Linked DNA regions of Homo sapiens: region 1 is linked to region 2. Evidence: chromatin loops called from intact Hi-C (ENCODE). Cell type or tissue: left lung. All regions are shown on one strand. Links, peaks and the distances in the headings refer to the core of each region. The heading gives the core; the rest is flanking DNA.

Evidence for each region. Peaks named below come from ENCODE experiments on the same cell type or tissue, not always from the same donor. Only the 100,000 strongest peaks of a DNase experiment are listed, where the experiment ranks them.
Region 1: a loop joins it to region 2, with 5 times the contacts of the local background. A loop is called at or near these places in 3 of 110 quality-filtered maps.

The regions. Positions count from the first base shown.
Region 1 is chr21:44,492,527-44,507,703 of GRCh38, reverse strand. TSPEAR (thrombospondin type laminin G domain and EAR repeats) reads left to right here. Exons shown (of 12, transcript NM_144991.3): 11 at 2,823-2,924; 12 at 7,768-9,811. The coding sequence ends at 7,921. TSPEAR-AS1 (TSPEAR antisense RNA 1) reads right to left here and starts at 1,660. Exons shown (of 7, transcript NR_103707.1): 1 at 1,376-1,660; 2 at 605-1,057. RefSeq lists enhancers at 4,023-4,542, 14,354-15,177, 15,080-15,177. In left lung, for the core only: no CTCF peak of the experiment used is centred there; DNase peaks (open chromatin) are centred at 4,923, 7,935 and 8,323; H3K27me3 peaks cover 4,742 bases.
Region 2 is chr21:44,414,630-44,429,394 of GRCh38, reverse strand. TRPM2 (transient receptor potential cation channel subfamily M member 2) reads right to left here. Exons shown (of 32, transcript NM_003307.4): 21 at 11,287-11,468; 22 at 10,840-10,972; 23 at 5,663-5,750; 24 at 4,456-4,543; 25 at 3,568-3,725; 26 at 2,659-2,735; 27 at 2,284-2,385. It overlaps TRPM2-AS (TRPM2 antisense RNA), which reads left to right and starts at 3,832. Exons shown (of 3, transcript NR_109964.1): 1 at 3,832-4,245; 2 at 5,914-6,019; 3 at 14,451-14,765. RefSeq lists enhancers at 1,086-1,997, 1,998-2,909, 5,925-5,984. In left lung, for the core only: no CTCF peak of the experiment used is centred there; a DNase peak (open chromatin) is centred at 10,644; H3K27me3 peaks cover 1,528 bases.

The sequences.
Region 1 (15,177 bases), core at 4,710-12,709, 80 kb before region 2:
TTAGTCATGGACATGATGCCCAGTCTAGAAACAGATGAGGCAGACGCCTCGGGATTTGAAAGCTGCGGGAACTGACAGAACACAGCTACACACTCGCGACTTATGGCCCTGTCACCACTGGACAGTGGTATGGACAGTTTATGAACTAAATTATGAAACACAGAAAGTACTTACCAATTAATTAAGGTAATGTTTAATAATTACCATCAAAACAGCACACACAAGTCAAACTCCTAGCCCTTCTACCCAGCATGGGGAATTCCCTACACTTCCCGGAGACGTGATGTGGCCTCACCAAGTCCAAAACCCTATTCAAGGGCGCTGAGGGGTTTTGTGGCTTCTGTGTGTAACCTTGGCTCTGACTGCCTTCAAATGGTCGCTTGTGTTTGCTTTTTAGATTCAGTAGTTCTATTAAATCCACAGATATGTGCAGCCATGGCTGCAGACAACTCTGGAACATTCTCATCCCCTCACAAGGAGCCCCCCACACCCTTTTCCAGCCCCTCCCTCCCAACTGGGCACCCCCGGGCCCACTTCCTGTCTCTGTGATTTCCCGTTCTGGACACTGCACAGAAATGGACTCGTAGAGCCGTGGCCTCTGTACCTGGCTTTTTCTCGCAGCACCGTGTCCTCCGGGTTGGTGGTGTGGCCGCGCGGCTCAGAGCATCCCCCTTCTCATGGCTGAGTCACACTTCATCCGTCCATTTGTCCGATGATGGGCATTTGCCAGAGGGCGTGATTCTGAAGAATAACATCTGTCCTACAGCGAGTGTGACCCAGGGCTGCTTTGGAGGCAGAATCGGGCACTAGATGCCTTATTTTGTGGTGAAACCGAAGCCGGCTTCTGATGTGAGCCTCGGTGCAGCCGGACAGGATCTTCCACCACTGGTACATCCGACGTGGCCGCTTGTCTTCCTCGGGTCTGGGTTTCAGAGCTCAGATCCGACTGAGGAGTAACCCCGCGGATTCACACTGACCCGGGGCCCGCGGCCGTGCCTCCAGACCAGAGCATGTGATCACAGGCGTCCTCGTCCTCCTCCCAGCGAGCTGGCACGGGCTGCATGGGAACCAAATCATAACCCACCATTAATGGAGGTGGCTCCAGATGTCACCCTGACTGACCGAAGGAGTGAGGAGCCCAAGGCCCCATGGGCTCTGCCCGCCCTGCCTGTCACTGGACACCTCTGTGATCCCTCCCTCTCCCAAGGCCCTGTCTGAGCCCCTGCTGCAGGCCGGCCCCACAACTGCCTGCAGGGAAGCACCGGGATGAGGCCCCTCTGCTGCCTGAACTGGCCACAGCCCTGAGGCTGCTGAATACAGAGGCACCCGCCTGGCCTGCATGTCAGCAGGACGCCTGCGTGTGCATGGCTTCGACCTCCATTTCCTCATCTTGAGATGTGGGGCTGACGCTGACAGCTCGGCAGGTGGGCTCCTGGGGAGGAAAGGATCCAGGGGAGCCGCTCCTCAGACCCCTCAAACCGAGCCATCCCCAAGCACAGATGCATCCTTGGTAAATTCAGGTGAGACTCCTAAGACAGGACACAGCAAATTTGTTTGCAACAAGAAACAGCTTCTGCTTCTAGGAGAACATCTGTGAACGAGCAGGTCCTGCAGGTCCTGTAGGCACCTCCTGGAGTGACCTCACGGCCGCTGACCTCACAGCTGAAGACACAATGCTGAGAGAAGAAACCAGGCACAGAGGCCACAGCACTGTGACGCCATTTCTGCACAGTGTCCAGAGCGGGAAACCAAGCTCCTGCCTCCAGCAGGCACCAGCAGCCTGAGACTTTTTCTCTGATTGTTTCAACCTCTTAAAAGTGGACTTTTGTACCCCGGTGTTCATAGCAGCAGCATTCACAGTAGCCACATGGAGGAAATTCCCCAAGTGTCTGTCAGCGGATGGACAAACACAACGTGTCCATTCACACAGCGGAGCGTTACTCGGCCTTAGAAAGGAAGGCGATTCTGACACACAGTGCGACACGGATGAACCTTGAGTCACTGGAGTCTCAGCTAAGGCAGACACAAAGGACAAATACCGTGCGATTCCATTCATATGAGGTCCCTAGAGTGGTCAAATTCATAGAGACAGAAAGTGGCGTGGTGGGTGCCGGGGCTGGGGGGGGGGGGGGGGGGAGGGGGGAGGGGGTGATGTTTACTGGGTGCAGAGCTTCGGTTTTGCAGGATGAAGGCGTTCTGGAGGTGGATGGTGGGGGCGGCCACACAGCAGTATGAATGTGCTTAATGCCCCTGATCTGTGCACCTAAAGATGGTTGAGGTGGGAAATGTTATGTTATATGTATTTTACCATAATTTAAAATTTGAGGCCAGGCATGGTGGCTCATGCCTGTAATCCCAGCACTTTGGGAGGCTGAGGTGGGCAGATCACTTGAGGTCAGGAGTTCAAGACCAGCCTGGACAACATGGTGAAACCCTGTCTGTACTACAAATACAAAAATTAGCCGGGCGTGGTGCCGCACACTTGTAATCCCAGCTACTCGGGAGGCTGAGGCAGGAGAATCGCTTGAATCCGAGAGGCAGAGGTTGCCGTGAGCCGAGATCTCGCCACTGCACTCCAGCCTGGGTGACAGAATGAGACTCCATCTCAAAAATAAAATAAAATAAAATTTGAAATTTTTTTTAAGCAAACAACTAATTTACATTTTCCTGGAATAGACCAACACATATGTGACTGTGAGAAAATCACTCCCCACTTTGGCCCCGGCTCCTCCTCTATAAATTTTGGAGGTAGCTTCTGGCCAATCCCCCAGTTCCCTGGCGATGTCTGTTGTGTCCTAATATCCACCCACTTGTTCCTGCAGTGCTCTGGACTGGGAGTTTTTCTCGGTGGGAGAAGATTATTTCCTGGTGGTGGCCAACTCCTTCGATGGGCGTACCTTCTCGGTGAACAGTATTATTTACAGGTAATGAGCTGCCGAGGCCGGCCTCCTCCCAGAGCCTTGCTTCCCCACTGTGGGCTCACCGAGGCCGGCCTCCTCCAAGAGACTTGCTTCCCCACTGTGGGCTCACCGAGGCCGGCCTCCTCCAAGAGACTTGCTTCCCCACTGTGGGCTCACCGAGGCCGGCCTCCTCCAAGAGACTTGCTTCCCCACTGTGGGCTCACCGAGGCCGGCCTCCTCCAAGAGACTTGCTTCCCCACTGTGGGCTCACCGAGGCCGGCCTCCTCCCAGAGCCTTGCTTCCCCACTGTGGGCTCACCGAGGCCGGCCTCCTCCAAGAGCCTTGCTTCCCCACTGTGGGCTCACTGAGGCCAGCTTCCTCCCAGAGCCTTGCTTCCCCCGAGGGCTCACCGAGGCCAGCTTCCTCCAAGAGACTTGCTTCCCCCGAGGGCTCACCGAGGCCAGCTTCCTCCCAGTGCCTTGCTTCCCCCTAAGGGCTCACCGAGGCCGGCTTCCTCCCAGAGCCCTGCTTCCCCCTGAGGGCTCACCGAGGCCAGCTACCCCCCGAGGGCTCACCGAGGCCGGCTTCCTCCCAGAGTCTTGCTTCCCCACTGTGGGCTCACCAAGGCCGGCCTCCTCCAAGAGACTTGCTTCCCCACTGTGGGCTCACTGAGGCCGGCTTCCTCCCAGAGCCTTGCTTCCCCACTGTGGGCTCACCAAGGCCAGCTTCCCCCCAAGGGCTCACCGAGGCCAACTTCCTCCCAGAGCCTTGCTTCCTGCTGAGGGCTCACCGAGGCCGGCTTCCTCCCAGAGCCTTGCTTCCCCGCCGAGGGCTCACCAACTCCGGCCTCCTCCCAGAGCCTTGCTTCCCGCCGAGGGCTCACCGAGGCCAGCTTCCTCCCAGCACATTGCTTCCCCCCTGTGGGCTCACCAAGGCCGGCTTCCCCCCAAGGGCTCACCAAGGCCGGCCTCCTCCCAGCGCCTTGCTTCCCCCCGAGGGCTCACCGAGGCCAGCTTCCTCCCAGAGCCTTGCTTCCCCCCGAGGGCTCACCAACTCCGGCCTCCTCCCAGAGCCTTGCTTCCCGCCGAGGGCTCACCGAGGCCGGCTTCCTCCCAGAGCCTTGCTTCCCCGCTGTGGGCTCACCAAGGCCGGCTTCCCCCCAAGGGCTCACCAAGGCCGGCCTCCTCCCAGCGCCTTGCTTCCCCCTGAGGGCTCACCGAGGCCAGCTTCCTCCCAGCACATTGCTTCCCCACTGTGGGCTCACCAAGGCCGGCTTCCCCCCAAGGGCTCACCAAGGCCGGCCTCCTCCCAGAGCCTTTCTTCCCCCCGAGGGCTCACCGAGGCCGGCTTCCTCCCAGAGCCTTGCTTCCCCCCGAGGGCTCACCAACTCCGGCCTCCTCCCAGAGCCTTGCTTCCCGCCGAGGGCTCACCGAGGCCGGCTTCCTCCCAGAGCCTTGCTTCCCCCCGAGGGCTCACCAAGGCCGGCCTCCTCCCAGAGCCTTGCTTCCCCCCGAGGGCTCACCGAGGCCAGCTTCCTCCCAGCACACTGCTTCCCCCCGTGGGCTCACCAAGGCCGGCCTCCTCCCAGCGCCTTGCTTCCCCCCTGTGGGCTCACCAAGGCCGGCTTCCACCCAAGGGCTCACCGAGGCCGGCCTCCTCCCAGAGCCTTGCTTCCCCCCGAGGACTCACCGAGGCCGGCCTCCTCCCAGAGTCTTGCTTCCCCCTGAGGGCTCACCGAGGCCAGCTTCCTCCCAGAGCCTTGCTTCCCCCCGAGGGCTCACCGAGGCCGGCTTCCTCCCAGCACCTTGCTTCCCCACTGTGGGCTCACCGAGGCCAGCTTCCTCCCAGAGCCTTGCTTCCCCGAGGGCTCACTGAGGCCAGCTTCCTCCCAGCGCCTTACTTCCCCGAGGGCTCACCGAGGCCGGCCTCCTCCCAGAGCCTTGCTTCCCCCCAAGGGCTCACCGAGGCCGGCCTCCTCCCAGAGCCTTGCTTCCCCCCGGGGGCTCACCTTCTCTCGCAGGTGCCACCGGCTCACAGCGAGTCCCAAGTCAGGTGTCATTTCCGAGATTGGCTGGGCCCAGTGGATGGCCCGGCGCTGGCTGCACCCGTGTGGGATCTGAGCTGGGGCCCTGCCCCGGGTGTAGCCACAACCCACGAGTGCTGGTGCTTCTGCCTTTGGATTCTGTCAGGGATGCGGCGTGTGGACATCCTAACATGGGAGTTGTTGATATTTAATTTTTCTCTCATAGACACTGTGGTGTTCTCATTTATTTCCAGGAGTTTTCCAAGTATCGTACGTTTAACGAATGGGGTTGGCTTTTTAACTTTCATTTGCAGCTGCTCATCATGACAATCATTTTCTCGCCCCCTAACCAATCAGTTCTAATAGCTTTTCTTAAAAAGATTCTCAGGGGACTTAGGAATGTAATTACCTCTGAGAATAAAGAACATTTCCCCTTGATTTCTAGTGTTCTAATTGATTATGTAGCTTGCTTCCCTAGCTAAAGATTCCAGAACAATCTTGGATGGCGGCAGAAGTGGCAGCTGTCCCACCTTGCTCTAATTTAACGAGCACATCTGAGCATGGCCGTTTGATGGGCTGTGGGCCATCCGGGCCAGGGCTGAGGTCTCCTTTGGCATCTGTGAGTGCGTGGTGCGGTCCACTATGTTTACTGTTGATGTCATGATTTATAGTGAGACATCTCCTCGCGTTATTAGACCCGATGCCACTTGGTGATGATGCAGAATTATTGAATAAGCCACTGGCTTCCAATTGCCTGTCTTTAAGCTTTTAGCATCTATAATAGGAAATTAGATTGCTCGGTGGTTTTCTTTTGGGGACTTAACTTTATCCAGTTTAAAATGAAGCCTAACAGTAAATACACACTGCAGGGCTTTCTAACTGCACCTGTGGACTGGGATAGTCTGAAGAATAGGATTTTTTCTCTCATTTCTGACAGCTGGGTTAAATTCAGTTATAAAGCCATCTGGGCCTGGGTACCTTTTTAATAATATCTCCTTCTTATTTATTTTTTGGGGGGGACAGGGTCTCACTCTGTAGCCCAGGCTGAAGTGCAGTGGCATAACCTCAGCTCATTGCAGGCTGAAATTCCCAGGCTCAAGCAATCCTCCCACCTCAGCCTCCCTAGTCGCTGGGACCACAGGCATGGGCCAACCATGCCTGGCTAATTTTATTTTTTCTTTTTGGAGATGGAGTCTCGCTTTGTCGCCCAAGCTGGAGTGCAGTGGCCCAGTCTCGGCACACTGCAAGCTCCGCCTCCTGGGTTCACGCCATTCTCTTGCTTCAGCCTCCTGAGTAGCTGGGACTACAGGCACCTGCCACCACACCTGGCTAATTGTTTTGTATTTTTTAGTAGAGATGGGGTTTCACTGTGTTAGCCAGGATGGTCTCGATCTCCTGACCTTGTGATCTGCCCGCCTCGGCCTCCCAAAGTGCTGGGATTACAGGCATGAGCCACTGCGCCTAGCCCATGCCTGGCTAATTTTTGTATTTTTAATAGAGATGGGGTTTCACTATGTTGGCCAGGCTGTTCTCGAACTCCTGACCTCAAGTGATCTGCCCGCCTCAGCCTCCCAAAGTGCTGAGATTATAGGCGTAAGCCACCCCGCCCGGCCATAAATGCTATATTTGAAGGCAATGAGAAAAGGATGGGTTTTACTTGATAACTCCATATGATTCGGGAGATTAGCTTCATGTAATCTGGAAGAAAACAAAGCTTACCCCCACTTCACATTGTACACAAAAATAAATGTTATATGGATTAAAAGTCCAAATGTGAAAAAGAAGAAAAGCTGAAGGCAGTTGTATAACCTCAGGGTTCTATGAAGAAGACAAGCCCAGAAGGAAAGGCACTGGGTCGACCACCTGTGTTAAAAGCTTTCTATGGAAACAGACATCCTATTCAAAAGCAAAAGACAAACTCTTTACCACACACACGACAGAAAACCAACCCTTACAAACTAATAAAAAATGTGTCTTTAAATTTGGAAAAATGGACAAAAGATATAAATATGAATTTTTAGAAGAAAAGATGAACAGTGTGAATAAACATTATAAGGGATTTGTCCTCAAAGCAAAACCCTGCCAGGTTCTCCCCCATTTGTTTGGAAGTGTGTTAAAGATGGGCAGTGGAGTGGGTTGGGGGATCCCAGGGGGACCCCACCCTGCCCTTTCCCGTGAGAGCAGAAGCCACCACGGTTTTTCCAGAAAGCAGTCTGGAAGAATTTATTTTCATACTTTATTATTTAATATTAAATGTAAACAACTCGTGCCCTTTGATGTCGGCGCCCTGCCTTGGGGACTCCACGCCTCGGAAATGGAAGCTCCTGGGATAAATGAGTCCTTTTGAAGGCAAACCCTGGCGGCCAGCAGCCGCCCAGAGCAAGAATGAGGGCCTGGGGCAGCCCCTGACGTGGGGCCGCAGAGCAGCGGGCAGAGAGCTGGGCTCCTGTATCTGAGGACGGAGGGGTTCCAGCCTGCGTGGTGGCCTGCGTGTGTTTGAGGGGGGCCCTGGGGAAAGTCACGCACCTCACGATTGAGGCCGACCCTCGGAACTGCACGTTTGGGGGTCCCCGGGGTTAGGATCTTGGGTGGATAGGAGGTAGCGCTGGGATCTTGGTGAGATCTGGAATCTTTCCTCTTCTGGGCCTCAGCCTCCTGCTTTGCAAGATGAGAAGGCCCTCATGGCCCAGAATCGATCTCCCCACGCTGTGCCAGTCGGGGGGATGGAAGAGGCTCAGATGTGACCCAGAGCTGCTGGGTCCCTGACAGCGCGGGTGGGAGCCGGGGGAGAGGAGCTGCCCCGCAGAGCCCAGGCTGACCCGGCTGCCGCTGTCTGTTCCGCAGGTGGCAGGGCTACGAGGGCTTCGTGGCGGTGCACAGCCTCCCCACCGTCGGCTGCAGGGACTGGGAGGCCTTCAGCACCACGGCTGGTGCCTACCTCATCTACTCCAGCGCCAAGGAGCCCCTCTCCAGGGTCCTGCGGCTGAGGACACGCTGAGGCCGCGGCTGCCCGGCAGCAACTGGGGTGGCCAGGTGGGGCGGGACCCCAGCACCTCCCCCAACTGACCCTGGACGTCCAGGTGGGCCCAGCCTAGGGCATCCCGGGCCTGGGCATCAGGCAGGGTGCAGGTGGGGCCATCTGCGGCCCTGGTTCGGGCAGGGACATCCATCCACCTCTGAGTCCTTCTGAGCCACAGCCCCAGTGACGGTCTGGTCTTGCAGGCAGAGGCCCAGAGCCCCTGCCAGTGCTCGCCCATCTGAGTGTCAAGCGGGGATTTCGCTGTCAAGGAACCGTTTCTATACATTTTTACCTCAAACAACAGGACCTCGGTTCATGTCCCTGCGGCTGGCCTCTCGCCAGCCACTCCTGCAGTGTGCGTCCGGCCGCCTGAGCAGGTGTGGTGCCGTCCCGCCATTGCCGCCACCTATTTATTGTGTTTTATCTGAACGGAAGTGTATTTATACTGCTCTTTACAAAAGCACCGGTGCTCCTCTCTAGGCAGCGGGTGGGCACAGCCCCTCACCACGGACACGGACAGAGGACCACCTCCCCATACAGAGAGAGGCTTCCCTCCCAGCCTCAGTTTACCCGTAAATGCACTAGCGCGAGGTCAGAAATCACAAGCCTGGGCATGGCCTGGGTCGCACCCCCTCCCCACGGCCCCACCCACAGGGACCTCAACTTCTGGGCCCGGGATTTTTTCCCTATTCAGCAGCATTTTAATCACATGTCCTCCAGCTGACTGGGACTCAGGCTGCGTGCCTCCGTCTGCCTGTGTGCTGGCTGTCCTAGCTCCCTGGTAACAGCATCCTCTGCTGGCTCTCCTGTGGTCATCTTGTCTCTGCAGCTGGGAGAGCTGCTTGTCTGTCCGTCACAGGCAGTGAGGATGAGAGGGGGTGATGGGCGCAAGGCCCCAGGGGTCCTCCCTCTTAACCCATGTAGGTGCCAGAGAAACCACCCCCACTCCATGAGAAGAGGCTCAGACAGCAGGCTCCGGGGCCACGCAGCCCAGACCACACCTGCCACGGTCTTCCAGGAACGGTGCTCCTGCTTCTGCAACACAAATCGGAACAGGAGCGATCCTCAGAGAGTTTACAATGTGCTTTTTCCGCCAATCAGAACTGTGGACAAAACTTCCTATTTCCTACACCGCAGCTGTCTGTTCACCTTCAGCTCAGAGAGCACTCCTGACCTTTCGTAATGAAATGGAAGCCTCCCCTTGTCTGGCAAATAATAAACTCAGTGTCTACTTTTGCCGGCTTTGGGACCTTCGTGTTTTTCCGGGGCTCAGGTCTCACTCCAGCCATCGCTGTGGCCAGTGGAGAGCCACTCCCCTCTGGGGGCAGTCGCCGAGAGCCTCCTTCCCCTCCGTCCAGCCAGCAAGGCTTTCCCAAGCGTCCTGGGCAGGAGGGTTGGGCCCTGCTTTCCACCAAGTCACTCAGAAGGTCCCAATCACACATGATTGGCCTCATTGGGTCAGCACCTGTGAAAGGAAGATTAAAAACTCGACACCCCAATTCACTCAACCAAGAAGAAAAAAGCTGAAAGCTGAGTCCTGCAGGAAGCTGCCTTTCCCTTTGCCCTAAGCAGACAGCTGCAGATGAGAGGGTCAGCATCTCCACTAGTGGCTGCTCTGTGTGCCCCTTATCTCATGGAAAGTGCCAATTTACTGAGCACGAGATAAACAGGTAACTGACTGTTCCCACCTGCTCCTTTTCTCCTGCAGCATGGAGCAATCAGTCATGTGACCACACCCTCCTCCCTCTGCCCCCTCCAGCCGGCTTTTCCCCTTGACTGAAGCCTTCAACATCATCTTGGGAGAGAGGCACAGACCTGTCTCCTGGGTGCATCCTTAGCCTTGGCAAAATAAACTTCTCCATTGATCGAGGCCTGGGTCGGGTACTTTTTTGGTTTGCAGACTCACCCACATGCTTTTCCAGTTGGGCCTTGCTCTTCTCTTGTTTGAGTAATTTGTTTCTGTTCATGTGAGGCTGACGGTGTCGCAACTGTTCCAACTCCCATCTCTCAGCCAGATCCCTTCATTCCCCAAACTGTTCTAGATCTGGACTTATTTTGGAAATCAGAGCCTGGCTTGAGTGGCTGAAAATCTAAGAACTTCTGGGTAAAGTTACCACTCAGTGTTTGGAGCACAAAACTGAAAGTGTCTGAGCCAGGTCTCAGTCAGCTTAGAGGGTTATGATGCCAAGGTTGAGAATCTGCCCAGGAAAAAGTGGCACCAGTCACAGCAGGACCTGTGGCCAGGCCTTTTCCAGAGAGCATTTTGAGGTGCTGAGTATTTAAAAGAGGAGGAGAGGAGAGGGCAGGGGGAAGGGGGAGAGAGAAGACGGTGGGTGGGCAATGAGGCCAGTGGTCAGGCTCCTGGGAGGCTTTAATTAGCACGCACTGAGTGCACGTTGCAAGTGAAAGGGGGAGGTGGGGGAACAGCCCTTTAGGCACTCACCTGGCACTCAGCAAACCTGCATCTGACGTCAGATAGAGTAGACACAGAAAAGAAGAAAAAGCCAAGCCTGTGTTTTTCTCGAGTGTTTAACCAGAAGTCACGGCTGGAGACACAAAAGCACCTCCTGGCCTATGCAATTTTGTTCCTTTACTGCTTTAAACAAGCAAGATGTGGTTTTATTCCTTTAGTAGCTGGTGGTGTTGGCTCTGTGTCCCTGAACAAAAATAAAAGCAAGCCCTAGTCTTTTGTCCCACACTCGCGAGGATCAGCTGCTCATCGACACTGTCAGAGTGTGGGAGGCCTCCCGGGGAGATACATGGCCGGCCGTCTTGCAAGCTCTCTGTTCAGAAACAGACTGGTTCTCCTGAGAGGCAGGTTTTGCGTGACGCCATTTCCAAGCTTTCCCTTTCCCTTTGGAACAGTGAGTTTGGCATCTCAGGATTCTGTTTGCCTTTCACAGGAGGGAGAAGCTCCAGACGTGGGCTCGCCGCTGTCCTTCCATGCCCCCTCTTGGATGGAATCAGTGGGCCCTGGGGCCCCGCCCACCTCCCCAGTCTTCCCCTGGGGTTGAGAAGAGCACTTTTCTGTCTTGTTAGCCACGATTTCAAGCCAACGTTGCAAAAGCTCTGATTTCCTGGATCGTGGGGAAGCCCGTCTGGGCGCCCCAGCAGCACGTAGTTCAAACACCTCTCCTGGCACCGGGGAGCGGTTCCAGCGTGCCCTTCTGAGAACCTTCTTCAACTGCACTTGCAGTCAGTGTGTTTTCTCTTGTGTAATTGGAATCAGGACCTTTTGAATCCTACCTGCAAATTTATGCAAACAATATGCAAAAACTTGTGACAAAAATTGGCAAAGGAAGACCTTTTGCGGGTGAAGCACAACTGTCACCTAATGGCTCTCAGGGGTGGTTGGGGCGGTGGCGCAGGTGAGAACTGACGTTTGGTCGGGGTCTGTAGCGGTGGTGGGAGGTGTTGGGGTCTTCCTCCTCCCCTGCCCCGCAGTGTGGGAGTAGCCAGTGAAAGTGCAGAGTTGGGGGCTCCCTGTCTCTTCTTCACTGTGGAGGCATCTTCAGAGCTGGGGAGAGGGCGGGATCCCTTAGCCTCCCTTCAGGCTGTTCCTGATGCCACATCTGGTGCTGAGAATGAGTCTGAGAAGCCTCCAGGCCCCCGACCTCCCTATGCCGTCACACCCACATCAAACTATCCTGTGTTAGCATTAACTTCACATTATTGTAATTGTCCCCCTGGGAGGTTAAGCTTTGTGGAGCTTTTCTGTGATCCCTCTCTATCATGGAACCATCGAAACTCTACATCTTAACATCGGAAGGTTCTTTCACGATCATCTGGTCCAATCCCTTTGCTTTCCGCAGAAGGGGACCAACACACAAAGAAGCAGCTGACCCTGGTTCAGCCCTAAACCGGAGCCCTAAATCAGTCACCACCTCTCCAGCTGACACTACTCACTGGATGGAAGGCCTCACAATCTGGGTGCCACTTGAGATATGGTGGGAGCAGAAAATAGTTGTGTTATTTTAAAGGGTCAAGAGTGACTTTGTAAATCCACACCCCTGTCATTCCTAGAAAGCTATGTGGCTTATGGACAGCACCAGCTTCTTACTGTGCTTTTCAAACAGCTGGGCAGTTGGGCAGGACACACTGATTGCTCTTAGACTTGTAAATAACCTCTGGGCTGTCCAGAGCTGTCCCGAACTGTCCCGAGTTCTATCCTGTGGCTGTTTGTAGGCAATGATGAAATTGGGTTGTGGGGAGGAAGAGAAAGAAGAGAGTGGCGGAATGGGCTGTGGGGCCGATGAGATCAACATTTATTGGGCACTATTTCTGACGTTATGCTGAGTGTCACCCAACATTTGCCCCATTTTACAGTTTGAGGAAACTAAGGTTCAGAGAGGTTAAGTAATTTGCCCAAAGTCTCACAGCTAATAAGGAAGAAGACTGAGGTTTCACACTTGAGACTTTCTGATCTCAGAGCCCAAGCTCGTCACCACCATGCTCATGGGGCAACGGTGGGGAGAGAGCCAGGTTTCCAGGAAACCTCTCAATGGCCGTGCAAAAGTTGACCCTCTTACTTCCCGCCGCTTGGATGAGCGGCCTCGATGGTGGAAGAGGGGCCAGCAGAAGAGCAGGGCCATTTCCTGCGTTGGTCAGGATACGCCTCATCTTGCCCACGTCTTCCTGGGGCTGACACATGGGAATTTTTCCAGCAGGCCTGGCCCGAGGGCGCTGGGGCTTTACTTTTGTGCTGGTGCAGGCGGTTCTCAGGCTCAGATAAAATTTCCTTTAGCTGTTTATCCTCCCAACAAGCATTTTGCAAACACCTCTTCTGTCAGTTCTTGAACCACTAAGCATGGTCCCCGACCCAACAAATGGAGCTCCGATTCGGAGATGCAAAACCTGATTCCAGCAAAGCTTCTTGCAGCTTCTCTGGGGCAGTTTTCACAGCTCTTTATCTTCTCCACTTCTCTATTGTTGCTTTACCAACAGGGGCCTCTGCCACCAAGGAGTGGGGAAGACATGCAAAAGGGGCTGTGCGGCACTTGGGCTAAAGATTTTGGGAAGGATGTGGAAGCCGGGGCTAACCAGAGGTTTCGGCGTGACCTGCGAATCTTCCCCTCTCCCCCATCCCTGCGGTGTCGTTTCATCAGACACCGAAGCTGGGCTCATGAGCTAAGGGCCGCAGTTCACTTAAAATTCCGTCCCAGGCCAGGTGCGGTGGCTCACGCCTGTAATCCCCACAATTTGGGAGGCCGAAGCAGAGGATCACGAGGTCAGGAGTTCGAGACCAGCCTGGCCAACACGGTGAAACCCTCTATTAATACAAAAATTAGCCAGGCTTGGTGGTGCACGTCTGTAATCCCAGCTTCTTGGGAGGCTGAGGCAGAAGAGTTGCTTGAACCCAGGAGGTTGAGGCTGCAGTGAGTCGAGATCATGCCATTGCACTCCAGCCTGGATGACGGAGGAAGACCCTGTCTCAAAAAAAAAAAAAAAAAAAAAAAATCCATCCCAGCATCCTCAGCTGGAATAACTGCCAGTTGCCACTGGCTGCCCCAACGGAATTAACAGACGCTGCCACCAGCCCTCCTGACCTCATTGGACAAAGCTGCATCCTCAGCAGGCTGTCTCCATCCTGAGATGGAGTGGGAAGTCCTCTCATGCGGAGTCTGAGCTTCAGACAGGGAAGGATGGGGGCCCTTCCTGTATTCCCATCAGTGTTCACCTAAAAGGAAGAGGCTGAGGCATGAAGTCTAACTTAAAGAGTTGACTTGAGCCAGGGTGAGGACAGCAGCCCAGAAGACTCACACCCACGTACGCCTGGCTGTGAGCTTCCCGGCCATGAGCTTGCTTTCTTTGGCCTTCATTATAGGCAGGTTTTTAAGGCAAAAGAGGGTGACATGGAGCAGGCCGACACAAAGCTGCTTGTCGGGAGTCTCGCTGGCTCACAGAAATAACACTGCTAAGCTACGTGGTGCAGGTTGCAGCATCCGGTGGGCATGATTTGTTAGTTAGTGGCTCCTCATGGTCATCGCACGCAGCTCCTGAAGATGAACACACAGCTCAGAGGGAGAAGGACAGGACTCCTGTCCCCTCTCCACATCTCTCTGTGCCCGATCATGTAAAAGGACTTGTGTTCCTCACAGAACAGTTCTTTTCTCATCAGGAACTCCATTTTCTGCTTTCTTTGTCAGGATGGGGTCCCCTGGAGAGCTGCTTAGAGGGGCAGGAGAATCCCAGGAGGGAAACCTAAAGCATTTGGGCAGGGGCAGCAGCCACACCTATAACCAGCCTTACAGAGCAGGTCACTGGGGCTGAGAGTGGGAGAAGCCAGTTTCAGTCTCACATGGGTATTCTCCAGACAGACCTGGCAGGTCCTGTCCCCAGAGATCAGGGGTTGTAACTGCAGGCAGACAGAAAAGCCATGGAAAGCATTCATCCCTGCAAGAGCTCAGGGCTCACCCTTGGGAGATGCTGAGCAGCAGAAGTGCCTGGAAAATGTGTGTTGAAAGGGTGAAATGAGCAGAGGGTTCCGGGTTTGGCTCTGGTAGAATCAGAGGATGATCTGGGAGGGAGACATAGACCCAAATGGTAACAGGTGCGGGAAGTGAGACTTGAAATCTGAAACATGACATGACCCTGAGAATTTCATTCTAGTGCCTGGCTTCAGGCATAGGGTTGTGGCTGATGGGTGGATGTGTACACACACAGGCAGACACATTTACTGTTGGGAACGGGTGCTCGGTGTTGCAGAAATCAACACTGAGACAAAGGATCTCTCAGCAAGGCTAGTTTACTTTCTGCAGAAAGGGTGCCGCTCGCTAGCAGTCTTGCCACAAGAGCACACACAAAAAAAGACAGGGTCATTTATAACCTGACGCAGCTACCCTACTGCTGTGCCCAGTTTCTATCGGCTGGAATGGGACCTTACATTCTGTTTGTCTCGATTGGCTAGCAACTTAGAACTTCCCAAAAGAGGCAAAGGCAGAGGAGAACAAAGGAAGAGAGGAAGTAACTTGTGGAATGCTGAGAGAGGCAAAAACACTTCCAAATAAGGAAGAGGAAGAGGCTATGACCTAATTCTTGCTTGGACTGGTTCAGGCATGCCAGGGCAAATACCTAGACTAAAATGTGGGAGCTAAGAACAGAGTATATTGATTTCTTTATTACAGCTAGCAGAATTTAAGAATATTAACACAGGTCTTTGAGTAAACTTTGCTTCTAGAAGAGGTTACTATCTATTCTGAATTAGACTGGGAGGAAAGTCCCTTTGAAGAGGAACC
Region 2 (14,765 bases), core at 6,676-14,675:
AATTGCTTGAACCCAGGAGGCAGAGGTTGTAGTGAGCCAAGATCACCCCATTGCACTCCAGCCTGGGCAACAAAAGTGAAATTCCATCTCAAAAAAAAAAAAAAAAAAAAAAAAAAGAAAAAGAAAAAAATGTTATAATTACCCCAAATAACAAAAGTTATCAAATACCTGAGGAATAAATATTATTTAAAAATGTAAGATCTTTATGAACAAAATTATAAAACTTTAGGGAAGGACAAAGAGAAGACATAAATAAATGTTGACAAATACAGTCATAGAAGACTCATTATCATAAAAGTGTCCATTGTCTCAAATTTTTCTATAAATTTAATACAATTCTTATCAATGGATTTGTCATGGAGCTAGAAAAACTGGCTTTTAAACTCACAAAAAAGCTAAAGGCTCAAGACTAGAAAAGGCAGGTTTAAAGACATGCTATCCCAGAGTCAGGATTACTGCAACGCTGTGGCAAATAGTGGCATGATCTGCTATGAGATGACTGGGACAGAGGCATACAGAGCTTTGAAAGAGGAGCCACACCTCAGGGGAGGAGCCAGACGTAAGGGGAGGAGCCACACCTCAGGGAGGAGCCAGACCTCAGGGAAGGAGCCACACCTCAGGGAGGAGCCACACCTCAGGGAAGAGCCACACCTAAGGGGAGGAGCCACACCTCAGGGAGGAGCCACATCTCAGGGGAGGAGCCACACCTCAGGGAGGAGCCAGACCTAAGGGGAGGAGCCACACCTCAGGGAGGAGCCACACCTCAGGGGAGGGGCCAGACCTAAGGGGAGGAGCCACACCTAAGGGGAGGAGTCACACCTCAGGGAGGAGCCACACCTAAGGGGAGGAGTCACACCTCAGGGAGGAGCCACACCTCAGGGAGGAGCCACACCTCAGGGGAGGAGCCACACCTCAGGGAGGAGCCACACGTCAGGGGAGGGGCCAGACCTAAGGGGAGGAGCCACACCTAAGGGGAGGAGCCACACCTAAGGGGAGGAGCCACACCTCAGGGAGGAGCCACACCTCAGGGGAGGGGCCAGATCTTAGCAGGAAATGAAGTCAGGCAGCTCACTTTCTCTGTGAATTCACAAAATAAATCAGGCCCCTCCTCACACCTTATACAATCAGCCTTCAGCTGTATTAAAGTCTCAGTGAAAAAAACTAATTTTAAAATGTATCAAATGAATATAGGAAGGTGTGTCTTTATAATTTCATAGAAAGAGAACACACCTAAGGAAATATAATGAAAATATGATTCGCAAGTCCACAACAGAAGCATGGTGCATACAGAAAGTGCTCTTCTGCACTACTAAAGCCCGCATGGACACCACGTCCTGCCAAGTCCTGACACACCTGCCTGTGTGGCAGCCACCCGTGAGAGCAGGTGCTCACGCCTTGTTGCCCATGCCAGGCACCTGCTGCTCTCCTCGTCAGCTTCCCATAGCCACCGGATGCACCTCCCTAAACACCCGCCCTTGCCCGTCCCACATACCCCCAACACCAGAGCGGGCCGCCTGCAGCTGCAGCCACCTGGCCAGGACCTCTGCTCTCAGGCCCCATCGCCTCCTACCACCTCCTTACTCAACCTCCGGCTCCAGGCAGAGGAGCCCACACCCTGTTCCAGAGCATTCTGCAAAGGCCTGCCACGCAGTCCCCCCGTCCTTCAGACCCTTTGGTTCCTCTGCTCCATGGTTCATGCCCCACATCCCGGCAACCCCCCAGTCCCAGGTTCTGGTGGCCCCTCCTCCACCTCCTCCTCATGGCAGGGTCCAAGACTCCCAGGCTCCTTCCTTCCAGGGCACTTGTAGGTGCTCACAGGACACTTGACACCTTTATTTTGGGTTTCCTCACCTGTGTGATGGGTGCAGCGCCGATCCTGTGGGGAACAGGATGCCAGGCGAGGCCACCTTCCCGGCCAGGTAAGCCTGCCAGTGCCCATCTCCGTGTCCCCTCCCTGCCGCACAGCCCCTGCCCATCCTCTGAGGCATCGTCCTCTCCCAGCACAGCCATCCCCACGTACACAGACAAATCCACGTCCCCAGATTACGGCAGGGACCATGGGGCAGGGCCTGCCCGAGGCCAGGGGGCAAGTCCCACGCCCCCAAGCCCAGTCCTGGGGGCTACGGAGATGCAGTGAGTTGATGTTTTCTTCCTTTCGGTGGCTCACGTGCTTTTTTTGATTTTGTTTTATGAGAAAAATGCTTCCTTTGCCCAGAGAGGAAACCTGCCCCCCAGGCAAACCCCAAAGGCTGACGGGGCGGGGCCCGCAGGGGGCACACTCACAGGGGCAACCCGGCCTGCACTGTGTACGGCCCGTGGAAGCTCCGGCGGTCCCTCAGGCCATCCACCACGTTGTACTGGATCGTGGACAGTGGCTCCAGGGTGCTGGGAGCAGAGGAGAAGGCGTGTCTGTGTGCCCGTGTTGCAGGTGGGACAGAGCAGACAGGCAGAGGGATCACCCCCCCACCAAGGGCCCAGCCGAGTAGCTGCAGGCTGGGTGTACACAACAGTAGGAGCTGGGCCCCTTCAGGCCCCCACGGGCCCCTCCTGCTCACCTGGACCTCCCCGGGCTGGGCTCTGACTGGGATTCTCAAGGGAGCCCCTAGGAGGCCCTGGGTTTGGGGCCAGCTGGGAGCACGGACAGCGGCTCATACTCACTCTCCCATGGGGTCCATGGCGGCCGCGTCCTTCCTCTCTGCCGTGTAAAAGGGTGGGTCATAGATCAGGAACTCCGTCTGTCGCAAAACAGGGAGTTTTCCCTCAGATTTTTACCCCCACTGCAAAGCTGGGCCAGGCACCAGGGTGAAAGGGCTGCTCAGCTGGGTCTGAACCCGACCCCAACATCCCAACATGCAGGGCAGAAGCTCCAAGCTGGGCAGATCCGGGTGCCAGGCAGAGCTGGGGGCTGGGCAGGGCCGGGGGCTGGGATCAGGGACCCCCACCCTGGGGCCAGCTGAAGGGCAGGTGGCCGTGACTTGGGGGCCTTGGGGGTCTTCCCAGAGTGGGGCAGGGGGCTAAGCTGGACCCTAGAGGCAAGGAGGATTCTATGTGGTAGAGACCAAGGGGAGGCAGCGGAAGCAGCAGCCTGGAATGTTCTGGATAGGCCAGAGAGAAGCCCTGCACCAGGAGGGCGGGGGTCTCCCAGGGGCCATTAGCCATCTCTCTGTCTCTGTGTCTCTGTCTCTCTTCCATGCCTGGCACCTGGAAAGGGGCCAGAGCCATTCACCGGGGTGGGTGGGGTCTAGGACCAGGGCATGACCTGGGGGAATGGGGCCGGGGGGCTGGGCCCTGGGATGGTCATGGGAGGAGCCTAAGCCTCGAGCTCTGTGGGGATCAGTGTGCCCCCCTCAGGCCCCTCCACCACCTCCAGCTGTGAGGCCCCTGTGACTTGACTTCTCTGTGCCTCGGTTTCCTCAAATGTCAAACAGGGGCTGCCAGACGCACAGATCCCCCTGTGGCTGCAGTGGCTGGGAGCCAGGATTAATACCAGATGGATGGGGACAGGGCCGCCCTCCCCTCCCCAGGGGCCCGGCCACTCCGCCTGGTTGGGCTTGGGCAGGCGCTCACCTCCCAGGGCACCTTCTCGTTGGGCACGGGGAAGCGCGTGACAGGGCAGTTGGGGTAGAGGAGGTGCCGGGCATTCACGTGGTAGCTGTCGCCCGGCTCCTCCGTCTTCTTCCTGCCTCCCGGCTCAGCATCCGGCTCCTCCGCGGCCTTCTGGGAGGCTGGGGACAGTCAGGAAGACGTGACGCAAGGCGGAGCCCGGGCTCAGGTGCCCGCCCGCAGGACAAGGACTTCCTCTGTGGTCCTTCCGCCAAAACATCTGGGCTCCTCCACCTCCCCGAGCCCAAATGGCCATGCAGGTCGAACACCAGCTCTGAAGTGGGCAGGGCCCCCAGGGAGGACAGCCACGGGAGCTCAGGCAGCGTCCCCGCCGGCACCTGCCTCTTTGTGCAGCGGCAGTCAGGGCCCTCGGCAATGAGCTGAACTCGCAGTGCGGTTACGAGGGCAAATATGCTCCTTGAGGGCCGGCGAAACTCAGCAGCCCGAGGAAGGCTACTGATGTGCATTTCATAGCCGGCTGCGAATTTAGGAAAACAGACTTTGCTTCTCGTCACTCAGCCTACGTGACCAGGTTCAGACACAGTCTGCAGCCGCCCGCCTCGCACCCCCACTCTGCAGTGCGGTATGTGGGGAGCTCAGGGCACAGCAGGCCAGGCCTCCCCGTGGACGTCCAGGAACCAGGTCAGGTCAGGGATTGGGCGGGGCCTCGGCGCCAGCGTCGGTGGGTGGGCTGAGTTCCTGAGGGCGCTGGCCCTGCCTGGAACAGGCTGCAGCCAGTGCCTTCCTCCTGGACAGAGCCCCCCACCCCCAGCTGCCTCTCCTCCCAACTGACCCCAGACCCAAAAGAAACAGGCGGCTGGAGACCAGCTGCTGGCCTGGCCACCCACTCACCCAGAGTGGGGACGTCCGCCTCCGAGCTGAAGCCGCTGGCCCGCAGCGTCCTCACGATCCAGTGCAGGGCTTGGGCTGTCTGGGCCACCTGGAAGGCATGGCCCGAGACACAGTGAGCACCTGCCACCCACACGCATGGTACACACCCCACTGCCCACCGAGACTTCACTCCCCCAGCCAGGAGCCCCACCCCTGTCACTCAGCCCCTGCGCCCTTTGAAAGTGAGACACCACGTCCTCCCCAGGCAGCCACCAAGCCAGCCAGAACGCTGCCCCAGGCCCACCCGGCTCCCCCCGGGGGCTGCCAAGTCACACATCTGATGGTGCAGCCTCCCCAAGAGACACAACAGTGGGACTGTCACTGCACTGGACAAGCCAGAGGATGGAGCCAGCATGAAGGCACAGTCAGGCAATTCTGCACCACAGGGAGAGGTCACAGGCCGCCAAAGCCAGAGGCTTCCAGGGTTCCTGCACCTCCCAGGAGGAGCCTCCCCAGAGGCTGATGCGCCTCCCACAGGGGACAGTGGGACATGTCTCACTCGTGTGGCTCAGTGCTGGGCACCCTGTCAGGGGTCCCAGCATGGCCAAGACAGGGGTAGAGGGCGGCCTGGGCAGACCCCTGGGTGCAACGGGCAGGACTGGTGGATGGTGGATGCCCCAGCAGCACAGGTCCCAGCCCTGCCCCACAGAGCAAGGCTGGGAGCAGCAGCACAGGGTGGCTGAGCCATCCACAGGGCTCAGCACTGCCCGCAGGGGCTGCCGTGGCCGCAGGTGCTGTTGTTGGACAGCACAGCCCGGCCCAGCTGGTGGACGTTGATGGGGTGGTGGGAGCAGACCCTGAGAGGCCGTCTCTAAGTCCTCCCCACCTCGGTCTTGCGGCCTCTCCAGGGCTCAGGCACAGAGTCCCACAGCCTCCCTGGAGGCCGGGAGGGGAGAAGCACTCTGTTTCCTGGGAGCAGCGAGGAGCACAGCCCGGCCGTGGAGGCCTCAGTGCACACAGAAGGAACTCAGTCACAGAAACCCTTGGGCGGGGTTTTCTGGAGGACACACAGGGTGCCTCTTCCAGCTGGGAATGGCTGCCCCAACGTTCCGGCCTCCTCCTCACCATCACTCCTCAGAGCCCTCCTTCTTGGTGCCACCACATGGCAGAGCCGCCCACCAGGCCCAGCAGTGGCACCTCCTGACGGAGGCCCCGACCTCGGACCCACCTGCTCCTCCAGGGAGGCCAACCTCTGCTCCATGGAGCCCGACCTCTTCAGTGGGTCCAGGTCCAGCAGGTCCACCATGGCGTCAACCCTGAAAGAGGAAGCAGCTGAGCTGGACGCACACCACACCTTGGGGCCCTGGGAACGCCACACCGCTCTGCAGACAGCCCTGCCAGATGCAGCCACCAAGGCCCTGTGTCAGCCTTTGCTTCCTCTTAATATGAAACTATTTCTAACATGCATTTCTCCCATAGAACCAAACTGCCCAGGGCCCCAGAGGGGAAGATGTCTCAGCAGACGGACAGCCGAGGCTCACATGGCAAGCTCTGGCAGCCTGTCGGTCCCAGGAGAGAGGGGGAGGTGAGTGAACTGAGGGAGGGCCAGGTGACAGGTCACAAACAATGAAACTTCCTCTGGGCACAGCAGAGGTTGGTTTTGTTTTGGGGGTGATGTGGCGCGGCACTGTTGCTTGGGGAATATTTGGTTTTTGTCTTATTTTGTGGGGGTCGTGGAGCAGTGCTGCTGTTCTAAGGATGTTTGGTGTCTGTCGTATTTTGTGGGGGTTGTGGAGCAGTGCTGTTTTTCTGGGAGTTATTTGGCTTCTGTCTTATTTTGTGGGGTTGTAGAGCGGCGCTATTATTCTGGAAATGTTTGGTTTCTGTCTTATTTTGTGGGGGTCGTGGAGCAGTGCTGCTGTTCTAAGGATGTTTGGTGTCTGTCGTATTTTGTGGGGGTTGTGGAGCAGCGCTGTTTTTCTGGGAGTATTTGGCTTCTGTCTTATTTTGTGGGGTTGTAGAGCGGCGCTATTATTCTGGAAATGTTTGGTTTCTGTCTTATTTTGTGGGGGTCGTGGAGCAGTGCTGCTGTTCTAAGGATGTTTGGTGTCTGTCGTATTTTGTGGGGGTTGTGGAGCAGCGCTGTTTTTCTGGGAGTATTTGGCTTCTGTCTTATTTTGTGGGGTTGTAGAGCGGCGCTATTATTCTGGAAATGTTTGGTTTCTGTCTTATTTTGCTTCGCCCAGCCTCGGCCTGCTGTGTTTATGGTTAAAATAACTCTGTGGGCAAACCCGAGTCTCCAGCTCTCATCCGCTGTCCCCTGGGCTCCCTCACTTCCTTTCATCCACAGCGCCCACTGCAAGTGATATTCTTATAATACACTGAGCAACTATTTTAGTAACACAGAAACTTTCTGGGGATATGACCCACTTTAAACAGTTATCTAGGGAGAGGGAAGAAAGTGATTTCGCTCCAGGCCTGGGCATCTCCTTTCACCCACATTTCATTTTGCTTAATCCCACAAAAGCCGCTTAACCGCACCTGCCATGTTTTCCCAGACAGCCTTGCAAACATGCGAGGGTGGTTACTGGAGCCTTCTCGGACCCGCGTGATTCCACCACCGTGAGATGCAGGAACTGTCTAGATTTGCAGACAGAGCTTGTCCTTGACCCCCAAAGCTCCAGCCCTGCCCTGTGGGCGAGGAGCTTTGGTGAACTCAGCTCACCTCAGTGCTGCAAGGTTATGGCACCCCACACTCATGCGCCTCCCAGGTGCCCAGCTTCTTCACTGGAGGAGGGGACGGTGACCAGGCTAGGGCCCTTGGTACGGGCTGAGGAGCTCTTTCCTCACTTTCCCTGGAGCCCGTGTTCTGCAAGATCAGGTCGACTGAAGCACATCAGCTTCTGTCCCAGGCCCCTCTGCGGATGAGCAAGAGCTGCTGACCAATGGGAGTGACAGCTCAGCACACCAGCCAGCGGCCCAGCGGAAACACGTTCTGCAGGCTCATCTTGGGAAAACTTCTACTCACATACAAATATGCATTAGAGTCAGGGTCTCACCCTGTCACCCAGGCTGCAGTGCAGTGGCACCATCATGGCGCACTGCAGCCTCGAACCCCTGGCCTCAGCCTCCTGAGCAGCTGGGACTCTGACCCCATGTGCACCACCACACCTGGCTACTCTTTCCTTTTTTGTTGTTGTTTTTTTATTTTTTGTAGAGATGGGGTCTCACTATGTTACCCAGGCTGGTCTCAAACTTTTGGCCTCAAGAAATCCTCCTGCTGTGGCCTCCTTAGTAGCTGGGATCACAGGCATGAGCCACCGTGCCTGGCTAATTGTTATTTTTATTTTTTGTAGAGATGGGGGTCTCACTATGTTGCCTAGGTTGGTCTTGAACTCCTGGGCTCGAGCAATCCTCCCACCTCAGCCTCCCAAAATGTTGGGATTACAAGCATGAGCCACTGTGCCTGGCCTGCAAAGTTATATTTTAGTTAAGCTTTTTCAACCTCAGAAAATAACTGGAGGCGCCCAACTTCCACTGAGCACCTAGGCTGGGAAATAGGCAGCAGACCAGCTCTGAGCTTTAAGATGTCTGGGATAGGGCAGGAGCTGAGAGGCATTTGGGACTAAATTTTTTTTTTTTTTAGGTGGAGTCTTGCTCTGTCGCCCAGGCTGGAGTGCAGCAGCGCGATCTCAGCTCACTGCAACCTCCGCCTCCTGGGTTCAAGCGATTCTCCTGCCTCAGCCTCCCAAGTAGCTGGGATTACAAGCGCACGCCACCACACCCGGCTAATTTTTGTATTTTTAGTAGAGATGAGGTTTCACCATGTTAGCCAGGATAGTCTTGATCTCCTAACCTTGTGATCCACCCACCTTGGCCTCCCAAAGTGCTGAGATTACAGGCGTGAGCCACCGCGCCCGGCCTGGGACTGATTCATTTGGGGTCCAGCCCACTCCCTTAAGGCAGGAGGCTGCAAAGTTGCTGGGGCCTGCATTCCAGGCCACACCGCTGGCCAGTGGTGGAAGCTGAGCCACCTCTCTCACTTTCCTGGGCCTCCACTTCCTCATGGGTAAAAGTGGAAGGAAAAATACCTCCCTCTGCAAAAGGGTTGAGCGAGATGATGCAGGTGAAGGGTGTGGTCCTCAATGAGCCCTTAACACATGCCAGCCATCATATTCCAGCCCTGACTATGTTGGTCATCAGCAGAGCTGTGGCCTTCCAGCTTCATCCTGACATGCGGAGGCCGCCTTTCAGAAACTCTCCCAAGCACCTTCCCCCAGCATCTGGGCCCTGGGCATGGCCACTGCTCAAAGTCCCAGACGAGGCCATCCATCAAAGCTGTACTTGGCAACAGCAAGTAAGAGAAGGTTGTCAGGGCACTGCATGGCCCCAGGCCCCCCTCCTCTGTAAGTGGACCATCAGAGCCAAACGTCAGGGCTGAGCAGGCCTGGAGACCAGCGACCCCAGCCTCCTGCAACCCTGCCAGGCCAGGAACTAACAGCAGTTCCAGAATTGCATAGGATTTCCTCAGTGCCTTCTAGGCACTGGGCCTGCTCTACATCCCAGGATACTATGGGGAACATGTGGGACTCTGTCCCTACTCTCACATGGAGCCTGGCAGTTAGACATGACACAACCCACAAACCCACCAGCCAACCAACCAACATCCAGATTCCAGAACGACAGGGGATGGGGACAGGGTGGGTGGAGGGCAGGAAAGGCCCTCCAATGAAGTGAGGCTTGAATAGAGAGAGACAGCAAGTCCTGACTCTCTCTGGGAGAAGACTGTTCTAGGCAAAGAGCATGCCAAGGGCTCAACTGGAAGTCATCATGCCCAGACTCAAGCAAACAGGACACGTGTATCTAGTTCACTCAGAATGGGAGCTAGAAGGGGCTTTGACATCAGCTAGTTCATTAAGGTCCTCACATTGTCACCATCGTCATTACTATTGCCATCATAATCACCATCATCACTATCATCACCACCACCACATCCACCATCGTCACCACCACCAGCACCAGCACCACCACTACCATCACTACCACCACTGTCACCATCACCATTACCATCCACCACCACCACCATCACCGCTACCACCATTACCACCATCAGAAGCACCATCACCACCATCACCACCACCACCACTGCCAACATCACCATCAACATCACCACCACTACCATCACCACCACCACCACCACCACTGCCATCATCACCATCAACATCACCACCACTACCATCACCACCACCATCACCACCACTTCCATTACAGCCATCAGAATCACCATCATCATCACCATCACTACCACCATCACCAACACCACCACCATCACAATCACCACCACATCACCATCATCACCAACATCACCACTACCACCACTACCATCACCACCACCACCATCACCATCGCAGCCACCATCATCACCATCACCACCACCGCCCCCACTACTCATAAGTAAGGGTGATGATAAAAGCACCAGCCACGTTAGCAGATCCCTGGTTATAGTTCCAGCATATGTGCTCAATTCTTTACAGTCAGGACCCCACTGTATTCTGGAAACAACTCCAAGAGACAGGGACTATCGTGTCTCCATCTTACAGACAAGGTGAGGGAGGTATGGAAAGGCAGGAGTACATACATGTCTCTAAGGGGGAGGGCACTTGGCCTGGTCTTGGCCATCCCTTGCCAGCTCCAGGATGCTCCTGTTTGTGGCTGCAGGAGCCTCCACACGGCCATAACTAGGTGGCACCGTGTCCATTTCCCCCTCCTCCTCTCATGCCATGGTGAGACGCACACTGAGAGCAGGACACTGGGGGCAGCCCTTCCTGCTGCCCGCTGCTGGGCCATTAGGCCCTGCTGACACCTAGCAGGGCGGAAGGCCTGGCAGTGGAGAGAAGGGAGCAGATGTTCCCCCAACACTGACCTCGCACCTTGGAAAGAAGCAAGATGGGAGGAGCTGAGAGGGAGGACGGTGCTGAGCATGGCTGACCCCGAGGGCTGGGCTGCCGAGGTCCTGCAGAAGCTATAATAAGGCTGTGCACCAACAAGCTCACAGAGCAAACCACCCCCAAACCAGCCTGGACCCCGTGTGCACATGCCCCCAGGCCTCCAAGCCGGATCCTGCGGGCCAACCTGCCCCTCCCCCAGCCGCCAAGGCTTCCCTCCCAGCCTCTGACCCTGCGCCCTGTGGGGCCCAGCCTTCCTAAGGACCGCAGAGGGTCCTGGGTCAGCTGTGGGCACAGGCCCGGATGCCTGCAGCATTGCAGGGGCCACGGGATACAGCGCTCCCTCACCGGTGAGGCATTGCTGGGCCTCCCCAGGTGGGACATGTACTCATGGTGCCTGTGGACCTGCAGGAGGTCCCCCAGAGGCTTCCCGCCCCCAGGCCCACCGGAGCCCCCATACTTATTGCTGATGTCCTCGATCTTCTGCTCGGGCCGCTGCTTTTGCTGGAACTGTCGGTTCTGGAGGTAGTTCTCCTTCAGGTAGATCTCCCAGGATAGCAGGGCCGCCTCCTCGTTCTTCTCCAGCTTGTTCTCTGTCAGGGTGGGCGGACAGACCAGGGGACCTGGAATCCTCAGGAGGTGGGCCCTGAAGCCCTGACCCACCGGGGGGGCCCCGTGGGAGGGGGCCAGTCCTGAGTGGCAGGAAGAGCCCATCGCACACCTGCCCCCAAGGGGGCCTCTGGGCTCAGCCCCCACCACTTGCTCAAGGCCAGCAGAAGGCCAGCAGCCTGAGTGACCTGCACGCCTGCTGAGCGTCCAGGGTTCTGGGCAGAGCTGCCATGCCATCTCCACCCCCTCTGCACCCGGGTGGCCAGGACATTCAGGAGAGGCACTGGGGCTGGCATACTGAGCTGCTTGTGCCTCTTGGCCGGAGTCTTCAGGACCACCCTCTTGATGAAGAGCTGCAGGTGGCTGAGGAGGATGAAGGGGGGCGGCGCGGCGGGGCGGCCGTGGTACTCCTCGATCAGGTCATGGCGCTGGAACTTCCAAATCTGGTCCGTGTGCTCCTGCACCTGCTGGAAGGTGTAGCTGTCAGGGAGGAGAAAGCAACACCTCGAGGTCAGGGTGTTTACCCAGAACAGACCCCTCTCACCGCCTGCGTGCCCACTGTGATGCCACAGAGAGCAGAGCCACGCCCACATGCCCACTGTGATGCCACAGAGAGCAGAGCCACACCCACATGCCCACTGTGATGTCACAGAGAGCAGAGCCACGCCCACGTGCCCACTGTGATGCCACAGAGAGCAGAGCCACGCCCACGTGCCCACTGTGATGCCACAGAGAGCAGAGCCACGCCCACGTGCCCACTGTGATGCCAGAGAGCAGAGCCACGCCCACGTGCCCACTGTGATGCCACAGAGAGCAGAGCCACGCCCACGTGCCCACTGTGATGCCAGAGAGCAGAGCCATGCCCACGTGCCCACTATGATGCCACAGAGAGCAGAGCCACGCCCACGTGCCCACTGTGATGCCAGAGAGCAGAGCCACGCCCACGTGCACACTGTGATGCCAGAGAGCAGAGCCACGCCCACGTGCCCACTGTGATGCCACAGAGAGCAGAGCCACGCCCACGTGCCCACTGTGATGCCAGAGAGCAGAGCCACGCCCACGTGCCCACTGTGATGCCAGAGAGCAGAGCCACGCCCTTGTGCCCACTGTGATGCCAGAGAGCAGAGCCACGCCCACATGCACACTGTGATGCCACAGAGAGCAGAGCCACGCCCTTGTGCCCACTGTGATGCCAGAGAGCAGAGCCACGCCCACGTGCCCACTGTGATGCCACAGATAGCAGAGCCACGCCCACGTGCCCACTGTGATGCCAGAGAGCAGAGCCATGCCCACATGCCCACTGTGATGCCACAGAGAGCAGAGCCATGCCCACGTGCCCACTGTGATGCCACAGAGAGCAGAGCCATGCCCACGTGCCCACTGTGATGCCAGAGAGCAGAGCCATGCCCACGTGCACACTGTGATGCCACAGAGAGCAGAGCCACGCCCACGTGCCCACTGTGATGCCAGAGAGCAGAGCCACGCCCACGTGCACACTGTGATGCCACAGAGAGCAGAGCCACACCCACGTGCCCACTGTGATGCCACAGAGAGCAGAGCCATGCCCACGTGCCCACTGTGATGCCAGAGAGCAGAGCCATGCCCACGTGCCCACTGTGATGCCACAGAGAGCAGAGCCATGCCCACGTGCCCACTGTGATGCCACAGAGAGCAGAGCCACGCCACACGGGAGGCCAGCTCCAGGCACAGAACTCAGCCCACAGACCTCACAATTCCAGGCTTCCTGGGAACCAAAGCAAGAAAAAAGGAGAAGCACACAGACTTTCGATATTATAAGCCTCACTGGCTAATAACACGAAGTGGGTGTTTATCAGGAGACAGACACTGTCTGGCACTGAACTCTAGGACCTGATCTGTGGATTCTGACGAGCACAAGAGCCAGACCCTCCAGGGGTGCATGTGGAAGGGGCAGGGCTGCAGGGGCCTCCTTGGTGTGTCTCAGGGTGACAGGCACAGAGCCCTCCGCAGTGGGAGCCGGAAGTGTGGGTGCCATACTTGCTGCAGGGACAGTGTCCTGCCACCAGCCCCTTGGCCTCGAGATGACAGTCCTGGCCCATGCTCGGGTTCTCTCAATGTTCAGAACCCACGTTCTGAAAGGTGGCAACCTCAGCAACTTAGCCAATGAAACAAGAAGAGAAACGGTTGGTTCCTAACAAAACCAGGAACACAAGGATTTTCAGAGTCCTGGGTAGCACAGGGTCTGTCTGCAGATGCTGGGAAGGGCTCTGAGGGCCTGGGAGGCTTTCTGAATTATGGGGGCAACGTGGGGAGACTGGGCTTTCTGTGGACCATGACAGCTCCGCAGCCGTGCTGGGCTCCTCAGCTCCACTGTCAGGGCTAGGAATTGGCCACAGAACCCCCAGAGCCAACCCTGGGGCCCACTAGGACCCCAAACACCTGTGTTTTCATTCTGCGTGGCCTCCTGGTTCCCTGGAGTTCTTTTTTATGCTGCCTCTGGTGTGAGGTCCTCAGCATTTAATTTGTTCTAAGTTTAAAAGCTGCAAGAGCAAAACAGAACCCCCAAAGCCTGGGGCCCACAGCTGCTGCGGCTGATCAGAGATACGACCCCAGAGGACCACGTCCACCAGGGGCCGGATGGACAGCCACCTATTTTGTACTCCTTGTTTCAAAAGCAACAATAGCAAATAACATTCCAAAAGTTCTATGATAAGACTTCAAGACACTAGGATTTAAAGAAAATCCTAGACATTTTCAAAGAGAAGAAACAGCTACTGCATGGGTCTCCTGATGCTGCTGTAGTGAACCGCCACGGCCTTGGCAGCTTAAAGCAATCAGACTCTTCTCTCAGTCCTGGAGGTCAGGAGTCTCACTGGGCTAAAACCAAGGTTCGGCAGGGCTGTGCTCCTCCCGTAGGTCGGGAGCCTCCATGCCTTGCCTTTCCTGCCTTCCAGAGGCTGCCTGCATTCCTGGGCTGAGGCTCTCCCCTCCCGCCGACGCTCACTGCCACCGTCACATTCCTTCTCCGCCTCCCTCTTCCACGGCCCCTCATGATGATGTCGGGCCCATGCAGATAACCCCAGATAATTTCCCACCTCAGGATCCTCCACTTAACCCCACCCTCCCAGTCCCTTTTGCCACATAGGGCCCCATAGCCACAGGGTTCGAGTGTGGACCTCCCTGGGGCTGTTATTCAAACTGCCACAGATGCCACAAACACCAGGCCCAGAGGAGGTGGACACGTGTGTGCAAATCCACAAAACCAGCAAAGCACGTGAAGACGTGCAGATGAGGAAGACCCCAATGGCACGGGAGGGCAGACACAGAGCCGTCCACAGATGGATCGGAGCTCTGGGGAAGGCACCGCAGAGCCAGCGCCGTCTGAGGCACACGGTGGGGGCAGCAGGAACACGTCTAGGGCTGGGGAACCGGCCCCAAAGAGCTAAAGAACCCAGCAACTAACCGAAATGCTCACACTTACAGATGGCAGACGGGAAAAGAAGCCACCTGCTGGGATGCTGAGACTCGCTTGCAGGAGCTTTTGGAACTGGCTGAGGTCACAGCTGGAACCACTGTGGCCAGCTGGAGTCTGCACAGCCCGAGTTTCCACCCCAGGGTCCCAGTAACTCCGCCCAAATGTGCACACGAGACCTATGAGGAGACATAACTTTCCAGAACCCCCTTTTCTTCCACCAGCCACTTACTCATCCAAGAACCCACCCCCGAACCTTCCCTAATAGAAACACTGCATTAAAGCCAGCGCGGGGAGACAGACGTGAACTGCGCCCCTGTCTCCTT